Regions from separate parts of the Homo sapiens genome. Here region 1 is linked to region 2. The links are chromatin contacts, found by Hi-C or POLR2A ChIA-PET in ENCODE. All regions are on one chromosome and are shown on one strand. Each heading gives the region's core, a stretch centred on a gene start or an enhancer-like site at or near the end of the contact. The rest is flanking DNA. Distances are from core to core; before and after follow the strand shown. Region 1 holds the start of CDT1 (chromatin licensing and DNA replication factor 1). Region 2 holds the start of SNAI3 (snail family transcriptional repressor 3).

Region 1 (5,951 bases), core at 1,564-4,063, 120 kb after region 2:
TTTTTGTATTTTTGGTAGAGATGGGGTTTTACCATGTTGGCCAGGCTGGTCTCGAACTCCTGACCTCAGATGATCCACCCGCCTCGGCCTCGCAAAGTGCTGGGATTACAGGTGTGAGTCACTGCGCCCAGCCTGTCCATCTTATTTGATGCATTTTAAAGTGTCAGACATCTGTTATTCCTAAACACTTCTGCATGCATGTCATTGACTAGAGTTCGATATTTGCTGATAATTTGGCTTTTAAATAAATTTACATACCATAAAATACACAAATCTTAAGCTACCCTCAGATTTTGATAAATTCATACACTTATGTGACCCAAACCTGTCATGATCTAGACCATTTCTATCACCCTAGAAAATTGCCTCGTGCTCCTTCCAAGTCAGTTCCTGCCCCAACCTGCAACTAGTTTTGACTGAAGAAATACATTGTTTGTTTAATGTGTGGTGTGGCCAGGTGTGGTGGCTCACGCCTGTAGCCCCAGCTACTTGGGAGGCCGAGGCAGGGAGATCGCTTCAGTCCAGGAGTTCGAGACCAGCCTGGGTAACATGGTGAGATGCCGTCTCTACAAAAAAACAAAAACAAAAAACAAACATTTAGCCACGCGTGGTGGCTCACGCCTGTAGCCCCAGCTACTTGGGAGGCCAAGGCAGGGGGATTCCTTTAGCCCAGGAGTGGAGGCTAAGCTACTTCACTCCAGCCTGGGTGATCAAAAAAAAAAAAAAAAAAAGCACGTGTACCAAAACAAAACTTTTCAACAAAACGTAGCTTTAAAAAATGTGGGTCTCAGTCTTCCATATTTATTTCTTGACCCACTAAAAATTTGCTACCAGCTGCTTGCAAAACACAGGTCTAGGTGCTGATCCCTTATATACAGATGGAAAACAAATGCCTCACCACGCCCTCCCCATCCCCCCACTTATGAACGTCCTCACTTTTGAGGTGTTTTGTTTTGGAGATGGAGTCTCGCTCTGTTGCCCAGGCTGCTGGAGTGTAGTGGCGGGATCCTGAGTAGCAGAGATTACAGGTGCCTGCCATCACGTCCGGCTAATTTTTGTATTTATTGTAGAGACGGGGTTTTGCCATGTTGGCCAGGCTGGTCTTGAACTCCTGACCTCAAGTGATCCGCCCGCCTCGACTTCCCAAAGTGCTGGGATTACAGGCGTGAGCCACCGTGCAGGCCACCTTTGAGGTATTTTGCAAGCACCAGTTGCATCATCAAACCGGTTTCTATTCCTTTAACTTAAAAAAAAATAGGCACAATTCACGCTTTTTACAGAAAACTTGGAAAATGGGAAAACAGAAGCCCTCCTCTGAGCCCTGGCCGCCTCCACCCGCGTCCCCTTCCCTCGCAGGCCTCCAGGCCCCGGCGGCCCGCATTGCTTTGCGGGGGACTTCCGCAGCGCTGCGCCTGGCCCTGCTTATTGGCGTCTCTGGAAGGAGTGGCTGTGGCTCGGGCTCTCCAGATAAACCGCGCTCTAGGCCGTTTCCCAGATAGGAGCGCTATAGGTTTTAAGAACTAAAACTTTAAAATCTCAGCCCTCAGCCATGCTAAAGGCAGTTTCTTTTCTTTCCTTTTTTTTTTTTTTTTTTTTTTTTGAGACGGAGTTTCTCGCTCTTTCGCTCAGGCTGAAGTGCAGTGGCGCCATTTCGCCTCCCGGGTTCAAGCGATTCTGCTGCCTCAGCCCCCCAAGCAGTTGGAATTACAGGCGCCCGCCACCACGCCTGGCTAATTTTTGTATTTTTAGTAGAGAGGGGGTTTTACCATGTTGGTCAGGCTGGTCTCGAACTCCTGACCTCAGGTGATCCGCCCGCCTCGGCCTTTCAAAGTGCTGGGATTACAGGCGTGAACCATCGCGCCCGGCCCCTTTTCTTCGTTTCCATGTAATAGCTTGATTGAGAAATAATTCACATATCAAATCCACCCTTTTAAAAAGCGAGCAACGCGGATCGCGGAGGCCACGCCTGTGATCGCAGCGCTTTGGGAGGGGGCAGTTCCAAGAGAGCGGATCACTGAACCGGGGAGTTCGAGACCACCCGGCAACGTAATCTCCGCCTCGATAGAAATAGTTTTTTTTTTTTTTTTGAGACGGAGTCTCGCTGTCGCCCAGGCTGGAGTGCAGTGGCGCGATCTCGGCTCACTGCAGGCTCCGCCCCACGGGGTTCACGCCATTCTCAGGCCTCAGCCTTTTGAGTAGCTGGGACCACAGGTGCCCACCACCACGCCCGGCTAATTTTTTGTATTTTTAGTAGAGACGGGGTTTCACCGTGTTAGCCAGGATGGTCTCGATCTCCTGACCTCATGATCCGCCCGCCTCGGCCTCCCAAAGTACTGGGATTACAGGCGTGAGCCACCGCGCCCAGCCAGAAATAGTTTTAAAAAAAGAAATAAGGAGCGTGCGGCCCGCGGGGGAAGCGCCTTTACCAGCTCGAGCCTGCAGCCCCCCAGGCCGCGCCGTCCTCGGCTCCCCCGGGCAGCGCCGGGGTTTTGTCAGGCGCGCGCTGCTGTTTGCCTGGATTGCGCTCATTCTGACCCTGAAGCCAGCGGCCCCACTGACACGCCCTGAAAAGTGGGAGCCACACGCGGGATCCGGAGACCGCGCTAAAGTCCCACGCACGACGGCGCCCGCCGGCGAGTCCACGCCCGCACGTCGGCGCATGCGCGCGGCCAAGCCGGTGCCCGCGCCCACCAGCGCGCATGCGCGCCCCGTCCCTTCCCTCCCCCCGTGCTCTGCCCCGATGGTTCGGTCCGCGCCGGGGGCGGGGCCAGGGCGCCCGCGGGAAATTTGGCGGGAACCGCGCCCGCCTCTTCCTCCCTTCCTTCTTTCCTTGCTTTCGCCGCGCACTCCGCCGCCATGGAGCAGCGCCGCGTCACCGACTTCTTCGCGCGCCGCCGCCCCGGGCCCCCCCGCATCGCGCCGCCCAAGCTGGCCTGCCGCACCCCCAGCCCCGCCAGGCCCGCACTCCGCGCCCCGGCCTCCGCTACCAGTGGCAGCCGCAAGCGCGCCCGCCCGCCCGCCGCCCCCGGACGCGACCAGGCCAGGCCACCGGCCCGCAGGAGACTGCGGCTGTCGGTGGACGAGGTGAGGGGCGTGGGGAGACTGAGGCCGGGGAGTTGGGGGCGGGGAGACTGAGGCCCGGGGGGCAGGGCTCGGGGAAACTGAGGCGGAGGGACGGGGGCGGGGAAACAGGCGGGGGGGACGGGGCGCAGGGAACTCTGGGACAGGCCGGGGGATCCTGGGGGCGCCCTGCCACCACTGGGGACTTGGCTGGCTCCTGAGATGAGCAGGAGGCACTGGGGGGCTTGCACCGGGATCCGATGATGGGGCTGGAAGTCCAGCTTCTCTGCGAGGCCAGGGCAGGGGTCCGACCTGGAAACGGCCCCGGAAGACGAGAGCAAGGCTGTGTCCCCGGCCTTAGCACAGACCACCATCTACGGGAAGTCCTAAGCCCCCCAGCCATGCCCGTCCCAGTTAACTCAGAGCGGCTTCTGATCCTTCGGGGTCCTCTGCAGAGCCAGGAGCACCAGGTCTTGTCATGAGTTCACCCTTGGGGTCCCTCCCACCAGGTTTCCAGCCCCAGTACCCCCGAGGCCCCAGACATCCCAGCCTGCCCTTCTCCGGGCCAGAAGATAAAGAAATCCACCCCGGCAGCAGGTCAGCCGCCCCACCTGACATCCGCGCAGGACCAGGTGAGGGGCGGGGCCTGGGGCAGATGCGGGAGGGCTGAGTGGTGCCGGCCTGCCTGCCTGCCTGACGGCACCGTGTCCCCTGATCCCCCTGAAGGACACCATCTCTGAGCTTGCGTCATGCCTGCAACGGGCCCGGGAGCTGGGGGCAAGAGTCCGGGCGCTGAAGGCCAGTGCCCAGGATGCTGGGGAGTCCTGCACCCCAGAGGCCGAGGGCCGCCCTGAGGAGCCATGGTGAGTGCTGGGTGGGCGGCCACGAGGCCCCGGCAAAGGCCGGGTTGGTGGCAGGCGTGGCCCAGCGAGCCTGTCAGAGGCCCAGGTCTGCTCCTTCCAGGGAGGGTGGTGGTGAGGTCACCAGGGCGCGGACCCAGACCCCTGAGAAAAAGGTCCCGGGCACTGCTGGCGCTGTGCCCTCAGTCCCTCCTGCGGGGGGCAGCTCCTGCCTCGGGGACTCTGGCAGGTTTCAAATGCTCCTGATGCATTGGTGTGTTGTCTGCCTCTGCCCCTGAGAGCTGACGAAACTGCGCTGGGGAGAGGGCAGAGCTTCCCTGGGGGAGCTGCGTGGACACAGCAGAGCTGGGGTGTGGAGCCGGGCTTTCCCGTCACCACTGCTACCCCTAACGGTGCCAGTGCTGGTGGGTGTGCAAGGGCCGCGAAAGCCATCGTGTGTGGCATGGCAGGCCCCATCGGAGGGTCTCCCTGGCCGAGGGGCCTGCTGTGGCGTTGGAGGGGTAGGGGCCTACTGCTTCTCATGAGGCTCCTCCCTCCCTGACAGTGGCGAGAAGGCGCCCGCCTACCAGCGCTTCCATGCCCTGGCCCAGCCCGGCCTGCCGGGACTCGTGCTGCCCTACAAGTACCAGGTGCTGGCGGAGATGTTCCGCAGCATGGACACCATCGTGGGCATGCTCCACAACCGCTCCGAGACGCCCACCTTTGCCAAGGTCCAGCGGGGCGTCCAGGACATGATGCGTAGGTGAGTGGCCGGGGGTGGGCTGTGGCTGTCCTGGAGTTGGGGGTGGGCCCGGGCCTGCCTCCTGAGCCGCCCCCATCCTCCCATAGGCGTTTTGAGGAGTGCAATGTTGGCCAGATCAAAACCGTGTACCCGGCCTCCTACCGCTTCCGCCAGGAGCGCAGTGTCCCCACCTTCAAGGATGGCACCAGGAGGTCAGATTACCAGCTCACCATCGAGCCACTGCTGGAGCAGGGTGAGTGCTGGGTGCGGGACCTCGGTTTCCCCATCTGTGAGCCGCACAGTTTCCAGGGTGGGTGTGAGGTGCTGGGCATCTGGCCCAGGACTGGTCACGGGTGGGTGGCTGGGTGGCCTGGTGGGGACTTAGGCCTGGACTCGTCCCACAGAGGCTGACGGAGCAGCCCCCCAGCTCACGGCCTCGCGCCTCCTGCAGCGACGGCAGATCTTCAGCCAGAAGCTGGTGGAGCATGTCAAGGAGCACCACAAGGTGAGCGGCCCCCGGCCCCGCTGTGTGAAGATGGTGGCACCAGCACTGCCTCAGCACCTAACCCTGTGCTTGGAGCATCCCTGCCACTCACAGCTTCTCCCGGGATGGAACTGGGCTGGGTTCACCCTGAGCTGAGGGCTGGTGTGCTCAGGGTGCAGCCGCAGGCACTGAGGAGGTCCCCAAGGCGTTCAGCGAGCGCGGACCATGGGAGGCCTTGTGCTCTCCCTCCAAGCTGAGCACTGGGCAGAGGCTGAGTGACTTGCCCGAGGCGGCCCGGCTGGGACGTAAGCACAGGCCTACCTCACATGCAGTCTGCCCTTGTCTCAGATGTGCCCAGGGTCACCCATCTACTCCTTCTCCCCAGGCCTTCCTGGCCTCCCTGAGCCCCGCCATGGTGGTGCCGGAGGACCAGCTGACCCGCTGGCACCCGCGCTTCAACGTGGATGAAGTACCCGACATCGAGCCGGCCGCGCTGCCCCAGCCACCCGCCACGGAGAAGCTCACCACTGCTCAGGAGGTGCTGGCCCGGGCCCGCAACCTGATTTCACCCAGGGTGAGACTGCGAGGCTTGGGCAGCCCATTTCTCCCGGGTGGGTGGGCCAGCCTGACCCCAGGCTTAAGAGGTGGAAGCCTTGGTGATGAGCTTGACGCCTCATCTGGCTTCCTCCTTGGCTGGCGGATCCAGAGAGTTGGTGGCATTTGCCCTCTGTCCCCAGCTGCAGCCTCTAAGCCTGGCTCTGCCACTAGCCCCATGTGGGGAGTTGGCCTGGGCAGGCGATGCTGCACACTGGGACACTGCATTGAC
Region 2 (5,413 bases), core at 2,375-4,874:
TCCTGCCTCAGCCTCCTGCGTAGCTGGGAGTACAGGCGCCTGCCACCACGCCCGGCTAATTTTTTTGTATTTTTTTTGTAGAGACAGGATTTCACTGTGTTAGCCAGAATGGTCTCGATCTCCTGACCTCGTGATCCACCCTCCTTGGCCTCCCAAAGTGCTGGGATCACAGGCGTGAGCCACCGCACCTGGCCCCCCACCCTTTTTTTTTTTTTTTTTTTGAGACAGAGTCTTGCTCTGTCTCCCAGGCTGGAGTGCAGTGGCGTGAAATCGGCTCACTGCAACCTGCAACCTCCACCTCCCAGGTCCAAATGATTTTCCTGCCTCAGACTCCCAAGTAGCTGGGACTACAGGTGTGCGCCACCATGCCTGGCTAATTTTTTTTTTCCCCCAGATGGAGTCTCGCTCTGTCACCCAGGCTGGAGTGCGATGGCACGATCTGGGCTCATTGCAACCTCTGCCTCCCTGGTTCAAGCAATTCTCCTGCCTCAGCCTCCCAAGTAGCTGGGATTACAGGCATGCGCCACCACGCCTGGCTTATTTTTGTATTCTTAGTAGAGACAGGGTTTTACCATGTTGGCCAGGCTGGTCTCGAACTCTTGACCTTGTGATCCGCCTGCATCAGCCTCCCAAAGTACTGGGATTACAGGCATAAGCCACTGCGCCTGGCCTTTTTTTTTTTTTTTTTTTTTGAGCTGGAGTCTCACTCTTGTCGCCCAGGCTGGAGTGCAATGGCGTGATCTCAGCTCACTGCAACCTCCGCCTCCCAGGTTCAAACAATTCTCCTGCCTCAGCCTCCTGATAGCTGGGATTACAGACACCTGCCACCATGCCCAGCTAATTTTTGTATGTTTAGTAGACGCGGGTTTTTGCCACATTGGCCAGACTCGTCTCAAACTCCTGGCCTCAAGGGATCTGCCCACCTCAGCCTCCCAAAGTGCTGGATTACAAGTGTGAGCCACTGCGCCCGGCCTGGGCAAGGGATCTGAATAACTATTTCTCCAAAGACGATACACAAATGGCCAATGAACACATGCAAAGATGCTCAATGCCATCAGGGAAGCCCAAATCGCAATCACAATGAGATGCTCACACCCAGTAGAACTGAAAAAAATTGACAATAACCAGTGCTGTGAGGATGAGGAGGAATAGGGGATTCAAAGGAACGCCTCCCATCTGCCACTCTCTCCTGACCTGACCTCCTCCCACCCTCAGTTTTCCTAATTACAGAGTCATCAGGTTTCTGTCCACCCAGAAGTGACGGCAATGACAGGCTAAGAGGCAGCGTCCAAGAGAGTTCTGGGGAGACAGCACTGGGGGAGCCCCAGGTTTCCCGGCTTTGCTGGGGCCTCTCTGCAGGAAAAAGTCACCATTTCTTTTTTCCATCTCTAAGACATGGCCACCTTTCTGCCTCCAGGTATTGTCACAGAGCCAGGACCCTGTTTGTGGGCCCAGTGGCTGAGCCCAGAGGCAGGACGGGGCAAGAGACAGTCTCGCCCCGTCAGGCTGACCATGTGTTTCTGCTGGGATTTTAAATGCTTTCCCCATACTCTCTGGGTTTTGCTTGCCTTTTTATTCATGCTGCGGTCCAGATCCTGGGGAGAAGACACTGTTTTGTTTTGTTTTGTTTTGAGACAGAGTCTCGCTCTGTCGCCCAGGTTGGAGTGCAGGGGCGCGATCGTGGCTCACTGCAACCTCCATCTCCCGGGTTCAAGTGATTCTCCTACCTCAGCCTCCTGAGTATCTGGGATTATAGGCACCCGCCAGCACACCGGGGTAACTTCTGTATTTTTAGTAGGGACGGGGTTTCGCCATGTTGGCTGGTTTCGAACTCCTGACCTCAAGTGATCTGCCGTCCTCGACCTCCCAAAGTGCTGAGATTACAGGCATGAGCCGCCACACCCAGCTGAAGAGACTGTTTAAGTACCTTGCTGGCTTCAGGGGTTCCCTGGGGAGCCATAGGAGCCATTTATTTAAAAGGAGAGATTGAGGGGCCCCAAATCCCAGCACCTCAGGTCTATCCTGGGGTAACATCTTGGCAGAAAGTTGCCAGGGCCCCCTGGCTGTCAGAAAGCCAGGCAGCTGGGGCTACAGTGAGGAGGGGAGCGGGGGCGGGGAGCAGAGAGCACTGCGGGGCAGCACGGCTACTCACGACAGTTGCCCACTGGGCCCAGCACAGCTACCCAGATTTGCACACTGGGATGGACCCTAAGCAACACTTTGAAACTTGCAACTATTACCCATGTAAATTCCGCACACATGTGTAGTCACATGCGCATCCACATACACATAACAGAAGCCAGTGTCCTTCACCATGAGCCAGGCACTCCGGCAGTTTCTGCTCTATTTTATTTTACAAAATTGCTGGGGGTGACTGATGAAACTGATTTCAAAATGCACATTTGAAAAGCATGGTCCTAGCTGGCACCCCCTGGTGGCAGCCCGGGCCTCGGGTGTGGGTCCAGGTGGGATCCCCCCCATCCCCAACTCTGGGTTCTGAGCTGGGATAAAGGCCTCTTGGCGGTGTTGCTGGGGGCCACAGCCCCAACAGCGCCCTTCCTGCTCTCCCCCACCGGCCACAGAGCGTGAGTCCCGACCACCGCGTCCGCCGGCGCCCCTCAGTGGGCCTTTGTCCCAAGAAGCTGCCAAGCCAGGTGGGGACTGCTCTCACCGCCCGTGTGGCAGGCTGTCCTCTGAAGGACAGAGTCCTCTTCTCTCGTGTCCCTAAGCCTAGCAGGCAGTGGGAATGAACGGGCAGCCCGGTTGCTGGGCACCCATCTCCCCAGCCTAGCCGGTGTGTGGAGGATTGCAGCCCTTTAGCCCAGCCTGCCCAGGCAAGCCTGCCGGGGTGAGCAGGAGGGCTTCTGGGGTGAAGGGAGGTGGGGGAGGGAGGGAGACCACGGGCGGAGGCTCACCTGAACTGAATGCAGGAGGGGCAGTGCCTTTGCACCAGAAAGAGCCCATGTGTCCTTCTCACCATCCCCTGTGCTTACACCCCCAGTCAGCATGCTCCGGGGGTCCCTGAGCCGGGCCGCCCCAGACGGCCCTCCTTCCCTCCCACCCACCACCCCGCGACCCCTCCCAAACGTGTGCGCCAGGAAGATGACTCCAGGGTGCCTTTAGCTGGGGCTGTAGTGGTTGGGACGGGCGGCTGTATATCAGGGGTGAGTTCCAGGGAGACTTGGGGGCTTAGAAAACTTAGAAAACTTCTCCAAGTTGGGAGAGAATCCCGCCCGCCCTGCCGGAGGCGGGGCTCAGTGCCCTGAAGTGGAGGCGCCCGTGGGCCACCTCCCTCCCTGCAGCCGCAGCCGCTGCGCAGAGGCGCTGGCTCCTTCTCCTCCCACCTGGGACAGGTGTCTCCCCAGCCCCCGCTCCCAGGGGCCTCTCTCTCTCTCCCGCCCCTCAGGGTCGAGTCCCGGCAGGGGCTCGGGGATCGGGTAGTCAGTACCTCTCTGCGTCTCCAGCCGCCGGTAGTTGGGGACCCTGTGGCTGGAGTGCGTTTTCACCAGGAAGGAGCGCGGCATGTTCCCCTCCCGGGCGGCAGGCCGGGGTGGGCTGGGGCGGGAGGGGCGCGCCTGGGTCCGGACTGCTGCGTCCGCCGGCGCTTGAAGGGGTCAGGCTCATTAGCATAGCGCGCCGCCTCCGCCAACCAGCGCCCGGCGCGAGTGGGGCGGGGCCACGGGGGCGGAACTGAGGGCGAGGCGGGGTCTCGGGCAACACGCCCAGGACAGGTGCGCGGGCGGGACGGGGCGGGGAGCGCGTGGCCGCCGGTGTCCTCCCCACGGGAATTCTCTGGCGTGCGCGCCGCCGAGTCACACACCGACCCGTCGGGCCTGGCCACCCACTCGCCGTGAGTGAAGGGCAGAGTTCAAAGCTGTGTGGAAACCGAGCGAGAATCTCTTCCACAGAATGTGGAAGCGTCGGCCGAGCGCGGTCCTTGGAGAACCCTTGCTGCGGAGAATGACGCTCACTCTGCGGCCTGGCCTCGCCTCCCCATCCCTTCTGCAAACTCACAGGACAGGATTGATGGGGAGAGCCCAGGCGAAACGAAGCTGACCCTAGTGACCAGCCCTACTGGCGGCTCTGGAACAGGCCCGGGACCGGTGGCCTGGAGACAGTGGTCCTTTCTGGATGGGCTGCAGTCTCCGAAGGCTTCCCCCACTGGAGTCAGCCCTTTAGGAGTTTGTCCAGTGCCTCCAGAAAGCTGTTTTTTGGGGGACGGAGGACTTGGCCTGGAATTCTGGAATTCCCAGGGGGTCAGACATGGTTATGGGAAGTTTAATAAAACCGGTGAATCACGTGAATTCTGCAACAGCTGCACGTGTGACCTGGGCAATCCGTTTCCCTCCTTTGTGGTCCTGTAGAGCCCTCAGGGTCATAAAAAGCTGGGAGCCGCTGTGTCCAGTGTCTGGGTCTCTTTTGACATGGACATTTCATAACGTTGGGGGCCAGGTGGGGCCGTCTCTGGGCTGGCGTGCACACAGGGTGTCCCTGGCTGTGCCGCCGGCCTGCCTCCCCAGCAGGGCTTCCACCTCAGAGCTGGGTGGCCTTTGCCCCCTGTGGGCCGGGGGTGGAGAAGGTGGGGGGTGGTGAGTCCATGGAAGCTCTGAGGGACAGACAGCAGGGAGGAGGGCCGTGCCACACCAGCATCCCACGTCCCACATCACACGTCCAGGGTGTGAAAAGCTGGGCTAGTATCAGCCCCACTTTGCCAATGAAAAAAAACTAGGCTGTGAGTCTGGGCTCAGCAGCTCACGCCTGTAATCCCAGCACTGTGGGAGGCTGAGACAAGAGGACTGCTTGAGCCCAGGAGTTTGAGACCAGCCTGAAAAACAACATGAGACCCCGTCTCTACAAAAAAAAAAAAAAAAATTATTTTAATTAGCCAGGCGTGGCAACACCCATCTTCAGTCCCAGCTACTCAGGACGCTGAGGAGGGAGGATTGCTTGTTGCAGTAGCCTCCAGGAGGTGGAGGCTGCTGTGAGCTATGATGACCCCACTGCACTCCAGTCTGGACAACAGAGCAAGACCCTGTCTCAAAAAATTAAAAAAAAACAAAAAAGAAGACCAAGGCTGTGAGAGGTTAGGACACAGTGGGATTGGGACCCAGCCACACTCCAGCTTGTCTGCCACTTGGTGAGGGGGAGTGGAAGGACAGGTGGAGGTGCCCCTGGAAGAAGGTGCCCGCCTCTCCTGCAAGCATGGCCTGGCACCACCACGCCGGGAGTGTAGATTTCAGAGGACACATGCCTGCCTTCTGCTTATTCACCTGTTCCTCGCCTGGAAAGGTTTCTATTTATAGCCTCCCTTCCTTCTCTCTCTCCCTCGCAGACACAGATAACGCTTGCAGATACCTGAGCCAAGCCTCCACCCACACCGTCCCTCCCCGCCCACCTACCCGTTGTGTGGCCA

What was found. A loop is a pair of places that touch in the nucleus more often than their neighbours do. ChIA-PET counts read pairs that join two places held with the same protein, here RNA polymerase II (POLR2A). Pooled maps may share reads with other maps.
Region 1: a loop to region 2 is called in a map of naive thymus-derived CD4-positive, alpha-beta T cell, with 4 times the contacts of the local background. The contact joins the promoter of CDT1 here to the promoter of SNAI3 in region 2. A Hi-C loop is called at or near these places in 2 of 168 maps with a recorded cell type or tissue (PC-9 and naive thymus-derived CD4-positive, alpha-beta T cell), 8 of 37 single-sample maps with no recorded cell type and 10 of 50 pooled maps. POLR2A ChIA-PET finds 5 or more read pairs at or near these places in 17 of 52 experiments (B cell, BJ, GM12878 and 13 more).

What each region holds. Positions count from the first base shown.
Region 1 is chr16:88,800,976-88,806,926 of GRCh38, forward strand. It overlaps CDT1 (chromatin licensing and DNA replication factor 1), which reads left to right and starts at 2,814. Exons shown (of 10, transcript NM_030928.4): 1 at 2,814-3,084; 2 at 3,570-3,692; 3 at 3,787-3,923; 4 at 4,465-4,662; 5 at 4,749-4,894; 6 at 5,046-5,146; 7 at 5,511-5,699. The coding sequence starts at 2,857. RefSeq lists enhancers at 2,068-2,643, 3,362-4,245, 4,246-5,128, 5,866-5,951 and silencers at 2,576-2,815, 2,896-3,005.
Region 2 is chr16:88,682,883-88,688,295 of GRCh38, forward strand. It overlaps SNAI3 (snail family transcriptional repressor 3), which reads right to left and starts at 3,625. Exons shown (of 3, transcript NM_178310.4): 1 at 3,449-3,625. The coding sequence starts at 3,524. SNAI3-AS1 (SNAI3 antisense RNA 1) reads left to right here. Exons shown (of 4, transcript NR_024399.1): 4 at 3,909-4,304. RefSeq lists silencers at 3,236-3,395, 3,446-3,905.